Linked DNA regions of Mus musculus: region 1 is linked to region 2. A link is a loop called in an ENCODE intact Hi-C map of the cell type or tissue named here. Cell type or tissue: gastrocnemius. All regions are shown on one strand. Links, peaks and the distances in the headings refer to the core of each region. The heading gives the core; the rest is flanking DNA.

Region 1 (8,341 bases), core at 263-8,262, 110 kb before region 2:
GGGCAGCACCATCCCTAGGCAGGTGGAATACACGCTGTCTTTGAAGCCAGGTAACAAGGAGCATCCTCCACGGTGCCTGCTCTACTTTATAGGCTATGAAATGAGTTCCTGGGTTAGAGGTAACAAAGTGTGAATTGCAAGCAGGCCTGAGTTCAATTTCTTGCCTTGAGATCCTTCCATGATAAGCTATGGCATAGTAAACAAAGTCAACCCTTTCCTCCCCTAAGTGGTTTTGAGTAGGGTGCTGTTTTATCATAGCAACAGAAGTGAAAGTAGAAGATGTAGCTATGAAGTGTAATTTTTCATAGAGTAGATGTGGGACTTTGATTTCTAAAGCTATTCTGTGTTTTGTTTCTGCGATCTGTGAAAAGACAATAATCTGATGTGTATCCTCGCTTAGAAAGCACAGTTTATGTTCTTAGGAAAGAAATTACACGGTGCCTTTAGAGCCCGATTAACACCCACTGGGAGAGCATATTCGTGAGTCGTCACAGGCAGCATCTTACCTCAGGAGAGACTTGGTGTGTGTGTGTGTGTGTGTGTGTGTGTGTGTGTGTGTGTGTGTAGGGGAGGGAGAGAGAATGAAAGGAAGGGTACAGGCATGCAGAGAGAGAAGGAAAAAAAGGAGGAGGGGAGGAGGGGAGAGTGCAAAATGTCTGAATTATATAGGGAAGAGCCTCTGGGGAGATTTCAAGGGTGTTCATGAACTCCTAGGTGGGTTGAGAGGTTTTAATTTCTTGATGGGTATAGTAGTTGGGATTAGTTAGGACGCAAAGCCTCCCATGAGACACAACTCAAGAGAAACGGCCCATGTCCTGTCCTTTGCTAGATGCTGTCCAAACAGTCAAAGAGGCAGAATAATGACGTCAATCAGTGCGAGTTGCATGGGTGTGGGAGTGGGGCACAGATGGCTACATTAATGATGAGTCTGTAAGGACACGTCTTCTGTTGTTTGATTTCTCCTTTCAAGACTTTTTAGAAAAAGTTAAGAGTTACCTCGTTCTTATTCAGAGCACTTGACGACATCAAATATAGCTTTATCTCTGCCTTGTTTGTTTGCTGGAGAGGACTCTGGTAATTCAACTCAATGTCTAACACCTCAGCAGGAGAACCTGCTGTGGCAGCTGTTGCGATGTCTTCCCTCATCCTGCTCACGTCTGACATTTGCAAGGCAGGATCTGATTACAGCTAGCAACTTGAAATTAAGGGGACAGGGAAGAAAATACCAGGAGACGTGGAGTGAGCAAGGGGTGAGACAGGCTGCCGTGTGCTCCCATTTCAGTCTCCAAGAAGCAGGCTGGTGATCTGGATCCTGAGCCTCCCGCGGTGGCTTCAGATCTGCTCAGCTCAGCTCAGACTTCACACGGCGTCAACCCAGGGGTTCCTCTGAAGTGCCTAAAATCACAAGAGTACGTGAGTTCATTTACCAGAAGGTCTGAGAAGACAGAATGGGAGGAGCTAAGACATTATAATCTGCCATCGGAGAGCTCCACATACAAGTCACTGATCTATGCCCAGGATTCAACTCCATCAAAGTTTTCTCAAAAACTTAAAATTTGTTTCTACTTAGATGTACTTCTCCATCAGTTTTATGATCCATAACTAAATATTTAGCCATCATTTCTCCAGATAACCTGTGTAAATTTCGAGTTTCCCTTATGAAATCTTTAAGCCCAGGGGAAAAAAAACATAATACTAATCATACAAGAATACAGTAAGTATGTGCACAGATTGTCTTGTAACTCTCAAAGTGCGTTCACATAATACAATCACATTCCTGGGCCCAGCAGGGATGTCCAGCATCCAACCCTCCTCCTTTCTCCTGAAGTTTCTTTGTGCTAGTGATTGGTAAGCTGAGATTTTACATCCTTAGAGGTGATAAAAGTTAAATGAGAAACAGGAGGCTGTCTGTAGACGGAGATCAGACTCCAGGAAGGTTGCCTGCTGGGCCATTGTTCGTCTATCTCACCTTGGATAAGCACAGACAATGGCAGACCTCCCTTTACCGAAATGCATAGACTAATCCACACACCCAACTCCTATGGAGCTACTGTAAGGATCTAATCAGACAATAGGTGAGAAAATCTTGTCCAGCTGCCAAATGCAAAATAAATATTTTTAATATTTTTTTCTGCACTTCATCTTCTTTAACATTTCTGACCTTAACTTCAACAGAAGACTCCATCTACCAAAGAGTAGAAAAGACAGGTTTTTTGTTTTTTTTGTTTTTTTTTTATTCCTTAGAGCTTGCCCTAGTGGTCTCCTTTATCATCATCAAAACACAGAGGTTTGCATCTGGGAGCTATATACTTAAGTCTCAGTGGACTGGCAGCTGAGGTCAAGAGAAAACCAATATCCTATATGATCTTCACAAATATGGTTTTACTCTAATTTTATTTAATCGAATTAATTGATTGAATTTAATTAAGGGGGGGTTGAATCTAGAGTCTCATGAACGTCGGGTGAACACTCAACCACCGAGCTATATCACCAAACAATGTTTGGTATTTTTTGATAGCCAAGTCTGCGGGCAACCTACATCTAAACCACATTTGTACATTTCTGACTTCCACATCACAGTTTTTACCACTGAATCTGAAGCTCCGGGGTTGGTCCCAGAAGGCTGCTCTTTGTACAGAGCACACGGGCTAATACAGATATGCCACTAATGCAGGGACCCAGAAGTTCGTGATTGTAAGCAGGCATGTGTTCCTCATTTCCTCCCAGCAATGACAAGACTTCTCCATCAATCGCCTGCTAGAAGCAGGCATGAGGACTTATGTGAAATAAAGCAGCTGGTATGTAACATCTGCCTTTTCATGTTCGAAAGCACTTTGAAGTAATATTTTCTCCATACTCTTTAGTTGGATGGAACATTCATTCACAGAGGGGTTTCAGAAAATGCATTCCATCCCAGAGTTGTTCTGGTCTCTGCTGAAGAAATAAATCTTCTAAGCTGTGAAACTGATTGCCAACCATCACCCTTTAAAACAGAAGGAGGTTTCAACTCATTTTAAGTAATTCTACTAAAATCTCAAGGTATTAGCTAGTGGTCTGTATTATCTGCTGAAAGAAGAGATAAACATTTTGCCTCTGGTATCCAAAGAGTATAGAATAACATAATATATTTTCAGAAGCTATAGCATGTTCTTGGTCGGTTTCCTAGGGATACAGAATCGAAATGGACTAAGTTGACATCCATCTGTGGTACTAAGTAACCTTGGCTCTGGTCTAGGGCTAGAGGAGCTGGGAACAAACAGAGCATTGCATTCAGTCTGGGGAGGCAGACCATAAGGAAGGAGCTCACTTTGAAATTTCTAACCTATAGACTGACTTATTCCAAGTTGCAAAGAATAATTACCAAGGTTTACTCTAAATATACCATACCGAGTTTCACAATACTTAATCGTGGCCACATATGGGCACTTTCCCATGGCAGTTCCCATCTACAGTTGTAATTGATTTTCCCCAGAGGTACAGTCCTGTCCCAGGGTCATATTTGACCTTATTTCACAGTCGTGCCACCATCTGTAATGATGCTCAGAAAAAGCAGCCAATTGGGAGGTTTGTTTTCTGTTCCCTGTTAAGTGTTCTATCAGGCAGTGAAAGCAGTTTGAACTGGTTGGGGCATTACATCCCTTCTCTGGAGTCGACCCAGGGTTAATGGATACTCAGTTAGCTTGCAAGACTGCAAACTGATACCTGTGTGTACCAGCCAAAATGACATCCTATTTTTTTTTCCTTGTGGTGCTATTCATGTTTAGATTGTAATATAACGCTAGGAGGAAATTCTGCTGCAATACTTTTCATTTGTCTTTGGAAGAGCAGGCGGTTTGTGTATGCTGATGGAGGGGGTCCTTGCTACTTTGTTACTTTGTTGTTTTGAGGAAAATAAGGAGAAAACAGCAGCAAAAATTAAATGGGGGTGATCTGTTTTTAATTTCTATATATTTAATATCTATTTTCCTTTTGTATCTTGACGATATTTCACAGAGAACTCTACCTCCTCCGACCCCCACCCCCACCCCTAAATCCTATCATCAATGAAGAGTACATTACCGCTGGGGTCAGAATTAATTTGGCAGGTGTGTCCTGGGTTTGGTTTAGTTTTTTTCATCTTCTTTTTCCTGCTCATGTAAAATACTTTCTTAAAGAAAGATACTTGCTAAGTTTGAGCTTCACCTAAGCCAGCTAATTACTTACGAACTACGGCCTTGGCAAGAGTTGATAAAAAGAGTACCATCCATGCCGATCAGTGAAGAAATGGGTTCCACTTTGCTCATGCCAATGTTACTCCCTCTGAATAACACTGAACAACTCCCAGGAGCAAAAGTGGTACAAACTGTGTAACAGGCTGTGGAGAGGTGCCTTCTGATTGGATTGGACCAACAATAAAAATAAATAAATCAGGAAAGCAACTCTTCAATTTCCGATGACCTCCAGATGTCAGATTTTAATGCCAGTAAATAACAAGCAACTTGCAAAAGAAACTGTCTTGCAGTAAAGACAGTGACAGCAAAGCCCCTAGTTTCTTGGAAGCTTGTGAGTGCCAGGAGCACAGGACTTGGTTTTGAAATCCGAATCACATATTTGAGACAGCTAGTGTTCCCAACTTGAGCCTCTTGGCAGCTGTGCTAGCTGAGAGTGCACATAGCATTGGCGGATGGGAGCAAACAAGTTTGGGGCTAGCAGCACTCTTCACAGCGGCCAGTCAAGTGGCTGCTTCCAAAGGGTACATGACAGGGCAGTGCCAAGAGAGAGAAGGCACAGGCTGAGAGGGAAGAACCTGGGCCTTTCAGGGAGGTTGCTGTGTTGAGTGGCTTTTCGTTTTTGTTTTTTTAATATACAGGAGTATTTTCACTGAAGTCTTTCAGGGACAGAATGCCAGCAGTAAAGATCAGGTCAACTGGGATACAGGCAAAGGCTTGACAAGCATCTCTGCCTACACCCCATCTCCCCTTGACCTCTCTGCCTTGTATAGCCACTGTCTTTTGAAAGAGACTATATTCACCTGGAAGGGCAACAATGATAGAAACACACAACCCAAGGAGAAACCCAGCTCACAGGACAACTGGGAACACCTCTGCTTTTGTTCTGTCTTTCAAGTTCAAGAAATTCCTAACAGGAAACTATGTTTTGGTTGGGGTTGCCATTCAGGCTTCGTCCAATAAGATCACAGCTTTCATTGGCCACTTAGGTATGAGTTCACAATCTGACAGTGCTTTGTGGCACACACTATTTCAAATAAATGCTTTTGTTCATACGTGTGTGAAGGGGTCAAGAATCAAAGAGTGAGAACAATTTGTGTGCTTTCCCATAGTATAGCTGACCTACCTTCCATGTGTGGACATTTTAAAAAGGCATGGTAGCCTAGTCTGAAATGTTAAGCATGTATTAGACTGGACACATTCTTTATAGTCATCTTTCCAGATCACATAAAGGAATACGCCTCTCGTAAAATTATTTCCCAAGCAACCATATCTGCTTTTAGGAGCTACAAAAGCCTTGCTTGGCTGTCCATGTTCACCATCCAACCTTGTGCTTGGGATGTCTGCGCTCCGCCAGCCAGTTCAAATCAGGAGCAAGATGCACTGGAACCGGGCTCTGTTCTGCCAAGCAGATAATCCCCTAATGTCCAGTCAGCAATTCCATCCTCACATCCACAGTCAGACTGACCTTCCGAGGCAGGAGGTGCTTGAAGTCTGTGCAAAACATAACCACCTCAGAGATTCAGGAGGTCCTGCCTCCGGTATCATCCCTGTCTCCATCACTGACTGTAGTCCCCAGCTTGCTTTTGCAGTGTCAGGCCCGCGTATCTGTGACGCTTCAAAGTGATGTTTCCTTCTTAAAACATTCAGAGTTAGGACAAAATTTGCATAATTCTATTAGAAGGCTTACACCTCAGCTTTGGGCAAAAATATTTGAGAAAATGCGATTTGCCGGGGACGAGCGGTCTTATCTTTTGGTCCAGAAGGTACTTCCCAGAACTAAGCTTGTTAACGTTAGGGCGGCTGGCTAAGTACCAGGGACTGAACACTGCTAGGTGCGAAGGGTTGATTTTATCCTCACTCCGTCTGCCGTGGGTTGAAGCCGAAGATCAGGAAGGATTTTCTGTTTCACCGTGTTGCAGATATGAAAACTGGAGTCGGGTACAGGGGTGGCTGCACAGCTGTGTCTCTGTAGGTTTTTACACAATGTATCGGTTCCTCTCAACCTAGGGCAGTTTATTTTGGTGTCATTACAGAACCCGAGGAGATTGTCCCTAGATGAAATGAATCTGAGGGCTTGTCATCATGTCTATTTTGATCAGATGCCCTGCCTATCTTTCACAGGCCGAAGGCCAGTCTGGCATATGTTTCTTAGATTCAGCTTCTGGGGGGGGGGTACTTAACGAACCAGACACCTTCGGCTGGGTAAATGTTACCAGACCGACTGTAATTAAAATGTCCTCCGTGGGTCACATGAGGCTCTGCTAATCGGTCGGCTGCTCCAGGAGCCAAGAACTTCATGTTCAGATGTTGGAATGCTGGGGGCAAGTGTGAGCCTCTCTGCCTCCCCAAAGAGCACACAGCCTCCAGTCCAGAGCCATCCTGAACCCCAGACTGGCACATGTCCCACCCAGAACCACCCTGACACATGACTTCATTTTTATTCCCTAGTGACCTGAAAGGCCTGAATAAATAAATAAAGGGACAATTTAATTTTTGAAATAACATAGATCTTCTAAGTATTGTAATAGCAGAAAGAGCTTTTCTTCCTACATGATTCAATGAGTATGAAAGTCTGCATGGACTTATTGCATGGTATATGTTTATGCTATTACATGGCATATGTTTATGTTAGTGCATGGTATATGTTTATGTTATTGCATGATATATGCTTATGGTATTACATGGTATATATTTATGGTATTACATGTAATATGTTTATATGTCTATTACTATAGAACTTTTCAGTGGGACTGTTGTCATGGTACCCAGTGGCATTTCCCACAAACAGTCTTTCCTGCCTATTTGTGTACAAAGTTCTTGTTTTTCAAAATATAATATTTATGTGGGCCCTACCTGTATTTCATATCTAACTTAAAGCCTTTTCCAGGTGGCTCTGTGATTTCTCTATCACTAGTGGGCTTACATTGCAGTCCCTTTATGTCTGACAAGTGACCTTTAAGATGCTTTCATCTGTCTTGACAGCAGACTCCAGATTAACCCTAACTAATTTAGACAATTTGCTAAATATCTAACTAGATGAAGGAAATTTATTCACCAATTAACTAAAGAGATTTAGAGAAAGTTTTCATAAATTCATTTCTAGTTATTTAACTGTATACACATATCTTAGATATATTATTTTAATTTACATTATTTAAATTTATACACTTTGTGCATATACTTCGGAACACTTTTCTATGGACTTTAAAAGGAGAGTTTTGTCTCCCTGTTAGTTTCTCTGGGACAATGCAGGGCTCTCCTTGTACCCAAGTGCTTTGCAGTGCTATGGCCTGTGGTTCAGTAAAATTCTCATGTCAGGGTGGTTTGGAAAGAAACACACTCAGCACTTCAGACTGATGCCTGAGATCTGTGACCTTCTTACATAACGCACAGGAGAAGCTATGGTTCTGTACCTAGCCACAAGGCAAAAATGTGAGATGTTCAGCCAAAATTGCCACCTGAGGACACACAGAACAAAGAAACACAAGTCCTAATCAGATTAGAGCTAATGAACCAGACTCTGGCCTGTTGTGAACTCCAGAAACACTAAGTCATTCCAGCGAACAAACAGGGGAGCCAGACCTTGGAGAACAAAACGTTTTCTTAATTACTTGCGTTCTTTTCACAGCTGTAATTACAAGATAGTTTCCACTGTCTGTTACAACTTGCTTCCTGCGAGGCTATGTCCCTAAACCATAGCCTTTTCTGTTCTCTAGCATAGCTGTGAGCAGCAGATGGAGAAAGTTCAGCCTGCTGTCTAGGAATCAAGGATAATATCTTAAGACCTCACAAGGACTCAGATAAGAGAGGTTGCTCAAGGCTGTTTTTTTCATTTAATTTAGGAACTGGTGGCTAGGTATCAAACAGAAGCACAATATCAGACACGGTGCCTACAAGAGAGTGTCAGAATCCTCCCAGTTAATAGATATCTGTTTACCCTTTACTTCTAAAGATGAATATTTAAGACAGCTTTCCTCCTAGATGATTACCAAAACAGTACATGCCTTTTCACTCAGAGATGTCCCAGCCTCAACACCCTGGGGTGCCAGCTATGGCAAGTTCATAGAGACACTCTCCTCTGAGGCTTCATCCTGTTTCAGTTGCAGAATCATATTGCACTATAATCCTCT
Region 2 (8,341 bases), core at 293-8,292:
CACCACCATGCTAGGCCTGAAAATGTATTTCTCTGTTGATCAAATTTAGCCAGTGTTCTCTGGCATGTCGTTGATCTCAAGAACAATTCTGAGTCTGTTTGACCATATTATAGAAATTATTATATCAATTAAATTCCAGTTCAGTATTATCCTTTCTAAGCAAAATATGACCTAATAAAATCTTGGAGTCAGACAAATCAATAAGCAAACAAAGCCAAATTTTTTTCAATTATTAAAACAAACAAACAACCCACCCCCCTGCTTTCTGGGGTGGGATAATTCATGTCTATTCTAACATTTGGAAGACTCAGATGGAAGGATCATGAAGCCAACCTGGATTATATAGGGAGCATGTCTTTTAAAAATACAAAATAAAATACCATGGAGAGGAGATGGCTTTCCATGGAGGACTGATGGGCAGGGTTGGACATCACTCCTAAAAGTTAGTCTGACCTTCGTGTGTGTGCCATGGTATGTAAGCGTGCGCTCTCTCTCTCTCTCTCTATCTCTCTCTCTCTCCCTCTCTCTCTCACTCTCTCTCTCTCCCTCCCTCTCTCTCTGTCTCTCTCTCTCTCACACACACACAAATAATAATGCGATTTAAAAATTATCAAGCAAAAACAGAAATCTTTTTACACGTCTTGTTTTTACTTTAAGACTCTAAGTTTCTTATGCTTTAATAAGTTTGTTTATAATATCAGAATGCCTTTTAATTAGTCAGCAGGTCATTCCTGGTACAGTTGAGGTTTTCATTTACCCAGAATAAACTGAAAACTTTATTTATAGCAGAATAAACATCAGAAAACTCAGAAACTTAATCAACATTTATTATACTTTGCAAAAGCAAATAGTGCGACATATCTGGGGAAGTGCCCTGGGGAGGTTGGCTGCTATTTTCTCTGACTGGAGCAGAATTTTTTGGTACACTGGAAATTTTCAATTTTAAAAAAAAGTATACCCTGAAACATAGTATGTCTGTGAGTGATCACTGAAATGAACCACCTATATCTAACTACATAGCTATTGTGTTGACAATAAACAGAATCCTGCCAGGTGCCAACAAGTTGAGATTTTTATACTGTCATGACTACTTATTCATTGTTAATTTACTGTGTAGAACTGTACTATTTCTAATCATAAAATAAAAAGATGCTATGAAATAAAAGAATGGCTATTTAGAGAATTCATTGAAGATTCTATATAATTAATTAAAAAAATAGGTTTATTTAAAATCATTTCTCAAATTAGAAAGTTAAATTCAAGAAAGCTCCAATAAATGTACTTGAAAAGGGTCAAATTACTATGCAAGAGAAGTAGAGACTGTATTCAAGGGAAGCATAATTACTGAAATATTTATGTTTTTCGGCTGATGGTCTGAATAGCTAACAACTTTAATGTTTTATTACTCTGTTGCTATGCAGAACATTCTACCTTGAGCATGTATTGACTTTCTCCCCTGATGACACCCTCCCCCCAGCTCCTCCTAGAGCCCCTATCCTGTCCATCTCTCAACTCCAGGTCTTCTCTTTATACCCTAGTGAGTCCACCCAGTGCTTCCTTCATGCACATGGATATAGGGCTGTCCACTGGAGCATGGGCAACCTACCAGAGGCCACATCAGTGAAGAAAACTGACTCTCCCTATTCTAATTCTTTCAACTGTTGGTAATTCCTCAACGAGGGATGGGCCTCATGTGCTGCTCCCCTAAAATTCCATGCCAGAATTTTATCCCAACTTGTATAGGTCTTACGTAGTCACACAAGTGTGACAAGAGTGACAGCTGCTGTGAGTTCAGTTCGACAGCTGTCTCATGACTAAGTGACACTGTTTCACGTGGTCCTCCCAACCTCTGGCTCTAGCATTCTTGCTGTTCTGTCTTCCACAGTGTTCCTTGAGCTCCGGTGTGTGTGTGTGTGTGTGTGTGTGTGTGTGTGTGTGTGTGTGTGTGTGTGTGATATCTCACATGTGCCATTTGGGGCTGATCTTTCCACAGTCACTCATTCTCAGCACTCTGACTGGCTACATTAACCTGTCTCTTACTTAAGTGCCATTCACTGCAAAAAAAGGGGGTGGGGTGGGGAGAGCTTTTCTAATGAGGGTTGAGAGCTGCCTTAATCTATGATATAATACAGGTATTTAGGAGGCGATTTGATGCTGTCCCTGCTTAGTAAAGTAGAAATGGGGTCTCCCATCTGATCTTCCCAGCCACACAATCTTGGCCAGGTTTCAGTGTCAGGCATAAATTCTCTCCTCTGAGGTTGGCCTCAATTCTAATCAGAAAGTGGCTGGTTCCTCCATAGTATTCATTCTACTATGGCACTGAGAGGCATGTCTTGGCAGGTTGGTCATCATTGTAGCTCACAGGGTTCAAAGTTGGATAATACATTGATAGCTGATGACACAGCACCATCTAGCACTATGGGATTTTTTTTTTTAATTTTCAGATAGCGTTTCTGCATAGTTATAGAATGTGATGTTCTTATTTCCTATGAAGGCTGTAGCATGGTGAAGCTGGGACAGATGCCTGTCTACACTATACCATGCTGGCATCCAGCTGGTCCACCTTCCCTCCCTATTGTGCATCTAAACAGACCTTGTGAAAAACAGCAAGATAAAAATTTTAGAGTCCTACCACACTTAAAATATTTCTTTTGCAAAGGACAGTGGATTTGAAAAGCTCAAGATGCTAAGTAGGTAGAGACTTGTGGAAGCTGGTTTACATAAAGCTATGTGAGCTCTAAGGAATAGAGACCAACTCTACTTTTGGGAAGTGAGTCAAGTATTATCTGAAACTAGTCGCACAAACCCAAATGGATCAGAAGGTCATAAAGTCCTTGGTCTGTCTCTGGTTTAGTCCCTGGTCTTTTTCCTTCTTGGTTTCCTTTATGTGTCTTGTGTGGCCTCTAGGGCAGTCTCCCTCAAGGATATTTATCCCTGACCAGTCTGGCCTTTCCTCTCTGTAACAGCTCATAAGCTTTTGCACATGGCTCTGGCTCACTGTGCCTGTGGCAATTTGACAATTGCAGTAAAACTGCTTCTTGGTCATTTACTCCTCATTTCTTAGTCCAACTTTCCAGAGGAAAGCTGTAGTTGGTTCAACTCTTTTCCATATTTCAGGCCAAGGGTAAGGGAGGGCGCAGCTGTGAGATGGTCCTGAGGTCAGGCTTGTCCAATCTCTGCCACAAAAATGAAGTTCAAGACTTTTGGGGGGAAAAGATTATGGATAGGCGATATTCTCAAGAAAGACTGCCAGTCAGGTTGACTGTGTGTGCACATATTTACAAATTCATTTTCTGTTCACAAATTACAATTATGCATAGCTATGGAGTAAAGTTTTTATCTGGAAGCCACTTTTGATATGATCTCAGGTCTTTATTAAATTTTTAGCTATTCATTCAACAAGTTTTCATTAAGTGGTCTGAGTGGGTCTAATCTAGGAAGAAATAACAACTCAAATAGGACCTGGGATGCTTAGAAATACTGGATTCCCCAGTGCGACCTTGCCCCATGGTTCCTATGTCCTACATGTTGTCATCACTTACAGCTCGGTTTTGATTTGTCACCTCTGTGAGACTTATCTATGCTGTCAGTAGAATGGAAGGATACTTTTTATGCACAGCCGCCTTCACAAAGATTCAGGATTATCTTCACCACACACGTCTTGGCAACGTGTCTGAGTGGTTCTGAAGGGTTATGGCACTTTCATCTATGAGATAATATGAATTTATAAGCACACATAAGTATCAGATGGGTATATGAGAAGAAGAGGAAACAGCATGAATTCTGCTAGTCATAGGTTAAGGACTTACTGCTTATAAACTTTTGCCACATTTTTAAAAAAAGAAACTCTTCCCTTTGGCAGATACTCAAGTGGTGAACCATCTTAAAGAGACATCCTGGTGCCTCCCCCAGGAGGCCAAGGTCAACACTAACCATCTGACATTCATTCATGCTTATTGTGTGCATCCATAAAGAAAGGAGTGAGAACAACCCTTGACCTCTGTGGTCTTTCTCCAAAGACCCAGGCCCTATTCAGTCTCAGCCTAAGCAGAAAAAAAAAATAATGTTTGGGCATACTGTCCAAGAAGCAAAACTGTCTAACAAATTTCCTAAAGACATCCAAGGTTGTAAAACAAGAGGAGTCTAAGAAACTATCTCAGTTATGAACACAGCCTGAGATGACAACTCAATAAGCATGTTATAACTACATGGATGTAGCTGTCAAGTAGAAAGGGCCACTGATGTAAAGATAAGGAAATAGATAAAGAGTATACTTTAGCCAGTAATAATCCATACATATCTAAACAAATATAATTATATTAATGTATGACATTAATATTTCAGGGATGCTGAATACAGGGTATATAGAAATTACATCATCTTTTAAACTTTTAAGTAAATCATTACCTACCTATTCAAAAATAAATTGTATTTAAAAACCCATTATGTGTTAGAAGAAAATTGAAGAAAGACTCTTTTGATTTGCTTTGTTTGTTTTCCTCGGAATCTTTGAGTATGGTACTTCTGGTGTTACACCAAGATTGTCCTGGAAATCTTTGGAGTGTCTGAAGCTCGGATGCCTTATATACCCATCTTCCCTGGAGGCTCTGCAGTGAAAGTACAGGGCAAAACTAGGTGCTGCTTGGGGGCTCTCCATTTATCAGGTGTTAGCATAATTATAACAAACAGACCACTTAACAGCAAAACTCATCAAGTCTGTACTGTACTTAAAAAAATAATGTGCAAACATTATAACAAGTAGCATAGACAGATGGGAAAAAAAAAACCTGCCCATCTTCCCTCTTATTTCTCTCCCTGTATCCCTTGTTCCTTCTGCCTGGCTAGTTACAGTGCTGAAGAAACTAGCCATTCTGATTTCTATATTCACATTTCATCACAAACATTCTCAGGTCATTTCCTATCGTCAACTTTTCATTTTGAAAGGATGGGTAACAGTGAAATAAGCTGCTACGCTATAATTGAATTGAATTCTCTAAAAGCCAATGCTTCAGTTAACCATGTCTACCACAAGGGACTGAGCTCCCTGTGGCTCATCCTGTGTCACCCAACTGAATGCTCAGATGATGTCTAGAGTATATTTATTCCTTGGGAAGACATTCTGAACTCCTGACCTGAGTCTCCTGCCAGGGGTGCACAGAGTCCATGCTCAGCAGTTTTGGGGATTGCAACGCAGAGCTGCACAGCTCTGCAGTAACCGGACCTCATCTTTCCTTTCTGCTTTTTAAGATGCCTCACTGTGAAATCAAACTTGTTTGGCTCCAGGCATTCAAAATGCCTTTCATTTACTCACGAAGAGACGATAACTGTGGTTAACTTTATGTACCACATGATTGAAAAATGAAATGTTCTCATGGACAGGGTTGCAAAAAAAGATAACCAAAATGGATGAAGGAAGGAGGCGATGATGGACCGACCATAAGTCATCCGGTTACAGTTTCTTGGAAGATGGAGAGAATGCATATCTTGTTTGATGTCCTCAAGCCAAGAGCGTATCTAATGCCTGTCAACTCCTCTAAGGAGAAAAACGCTGGATACACCTAACCCTCTTCCTCTTCTCCTCTCCCCCTCTCTCTCCTGCAAGGCATAGATTATTAAAAGGAAATTTGCTTTTCTTCTTAAGGTCATTGCAAAAACCTAGCTTCAGTTCTGATCTTGGTACACATAAGAGACAGGAAAGAAAGTGGATTGTTAAACTGAAAAACAAGCAAGCAAGCAAACAAACAAACATATAAATGGTTCTGTAATAAAAGGTACTGGACACTAGAGGGATTGGACCAAAATGTAGAGGAGTGTTCAGTACCAACTTATAAAAATGGTCACTACACTGGCAGAATTTATGTCAGAGGATGGAAAACATGAGTAATGTTCTTGCCAAAAAGGACATTCTGGACCGACCCATGCAAACAAGCAATCAGAGGCTGGAGCCTGGCCGAGCCAGCCCCATGAGGAAACAGCTGTGAGGTCAGCCTCAGCTTAGCAACACAGGCAGTCTCTTTCTCTCCGTATTAGAGTCAACACAGAAAGCTCATGGCCCACCCAAACAGGGAATGGAAGGCTCCAGAAAGCTGGAATATGCATACGGTGCCCTCGGGTTTCCTCTGACTCATGCTGGTAACTGTGAGCCACAGGGACAAATCTTCACCTGTGACTTTGCTTCGATCGGGCACTCTGACTTGTTGACCTTGTGAAACGTTAAGAGGCAAGTGGGTGTTCATTTTGTGTTGCTACCACAGATTACTTTATCACAGGAATTATGTGAAGAAAAGAGATTTGACTCAATTTTGGGGTCACAATGTCCAAATAGAACAACGATATTTGTAGGTAACATCCCCAACTGTGTCACAGTATTGTGGAGAAGTAAAAAATGAAAATGTCTGTGGGCATAAGAGATCAAGTACATGGGATGGTCTCATTATGTGCAACTCATCCCCAAAAGAACTACCTTAATGCCCTTCAAAGGTGCTGCTGCTATGACCTAACCACCTTCCACTAAGCCTACCCCTTAAAGAGGCAGACTATTACAATGGAGCCCAAGCTTCTATTACAGCACATGGCTCTCTGGGGGACAGAGAACATACCTAAATCATACTGGGGACCAACTACATAGAGCTTTTGATAGCTGAACAGGAGAAAGGGTTTTGTTTGTTTGTTTGTTTGTTTTTGCCTTTAATCAGGCTGGTTTACTTTTCAATAGGACTCCTTATGTCATGGACTCCAGCCTATCTTTAAACAATTTAAAGTTACAAAAAGCCCATGCTTTTCCTTCCTTCTGAATATTTTTGTTCCTGTCATATTTTTTCTCTTTGGAGGTTACTTCTTAAAACTTCATGCAGCATTTTTCTATGTTTAAATAACTCAAAATCAGACAACACATCATTTATTTCTTGCAGCATAGTTGACCTTGTGATGCCACATTTTCTCGTTCTTCATAGGAAATCAATCTGGGTAGTAAAGAACCCATGTGCTTTATAGTCTACTTCAAACTCTGAGCTAACCTAGTAAATCAAGCTATAAATGAAAATTACCAATGGGGGAAAGAGTCTTTTCTATTTAACTTTTCAGGGAAAAAAAATCAGTCCAGTAGTTTCCAAGGCGCTGCGTTTACCTTGCCAACTTCCATTACAAACCCTGGCTAACAGCATGGCCCAAAAAGTGGCTCATTATTAACTATGTGGGCAAATATTAAAAAAATAAAAGAGAGAAACAGAGTTGGGGTCTACTTATCGATTAAAAACAGAGAGATGCAAATGCCAGTTAAAGATGGAGACCTTGTATGAGATCCTCTAAGGTGGATACAGACACTGCCCTTTCTGCCAAGCTGTGCCAGGCAGGGCTGTGCTGCAAGAGAACCTCAGACTCCTAGTATAGAGTCTGACTCCCTTCTCTGGACTCCCGGGTTCAAGGCAGGGGATTGGTAAGGGCAAGGCTTAGGAGGTCAGACAAGTCAAGGATAAATGAGACTTATGTGGCTGGATGAACAAGAGCCACCTGACCCAGAAAATATACCTTGATTGGGAGGCTGGGGCAGGATTTCACCCTGGTCCATTTTCTCTGAAGTCCCATTTTATACAGACAGCAAGCACACATTTGTATATGCAATGGGCAGGTAGCAGAATGTAGGGCTTATTCTGTGGACATTAAGTGGGAAGACAGAAGGTCTGGTCCATTACTAAGGCAGTTATGAGATTGTCGAGTGAGAGGGACCATTTCTGTCTTACTCAGATTCTCACCATGCCACTAGCCCTTACATGTAGGTAAATCTGTTTGGAAAGTTCAAGGGCTTCTGACTGTAATTCATCTTGCAGCATTACCGTGAGGCTTTGTCTGAGACTCTCAATGCTGAGTGAGAAGCTGCTCCAACCACACAGCACTCACTTCCCGACAGACCTTCTGTGCGCCTTTTGTTCTTAGCCCTTGGAACTTCTGAGTTGTTTAGCTCAAGCTCTTGGTAGATGCCTCTGTGAGATGTTTAGACCAGCATACAGATTCACCACTGGCTATTCAGCAAGTTACATAGAAAACACAGCACACAAAGAAATCGGAACCCTGTCAGAGCAAACTCAAACTCTACCGAGTAGGTGCCGCTGCTTTTGGACTGGAGAAACTGTTTCTTTGACACGTAACTGATTCGAAGTGTAGAAGTTTTTTCTCAGGGCCACCACATCCCATCCTAGCTTCACCTTGTTGTTCAGGCTGTGTACAGATGCTGTATGCTCTCATTTGGTAATGCACTGAAATGTATCCTTGTCTACTAAGTTTGGAACTCAAATTACCATGCCAAAGTGGACACACTCTATTACTGGTGCAAGGCATATTATTT

What was found. Hi-C counts contacts between places; a loop is a spot of excess contacts. Peaks named below come from ENCODE experiments on the same cell type or tissue, not always from the same donor. Only the 100,000 strongest peaks of a DNase experiment are listed, where the experiment ranks them.
Region 1: it touches region 2 in a loop (29-fold over the local background); 2 of 42 quality-filtered maps call a loop at or near these places.

What each region holds. Positions count from the first base shown.
Region 1 is chr10:21,739,846-21,748,186 of GRCm38, reverse strand. No RefSeq gene overlaps it. Among named protein-coding and RNA genes, the nearest start is that of Gm5420, 53 kb to the right of the region's middle. In gastrocnemius, for the core only: no CTCF peak of the experiment used is centred there; no DNase peak of the experiment used is centred there; H3K4me3 peaks cover 3,733 bases; H3K27ac peaks cover 8,000 bases.
Region 2 is chr10:21,626,350-21,634,690 of GRCm38, reverse strand. No RefSeq gene overlaps it. Among named protein-coding and RNA genes, the nearest start is that of 1700020N01Rik, 37 kb to the right of the region's middle. In gastrocnemius, for the core only: CTCF peaks have their summits at 5,018 and 5,782; a DNase peak (open chromatin) is centred at 5,966; H3K4me3 peaks cover 3,052 bases; H3K27ac peaks cover 5,805 bases.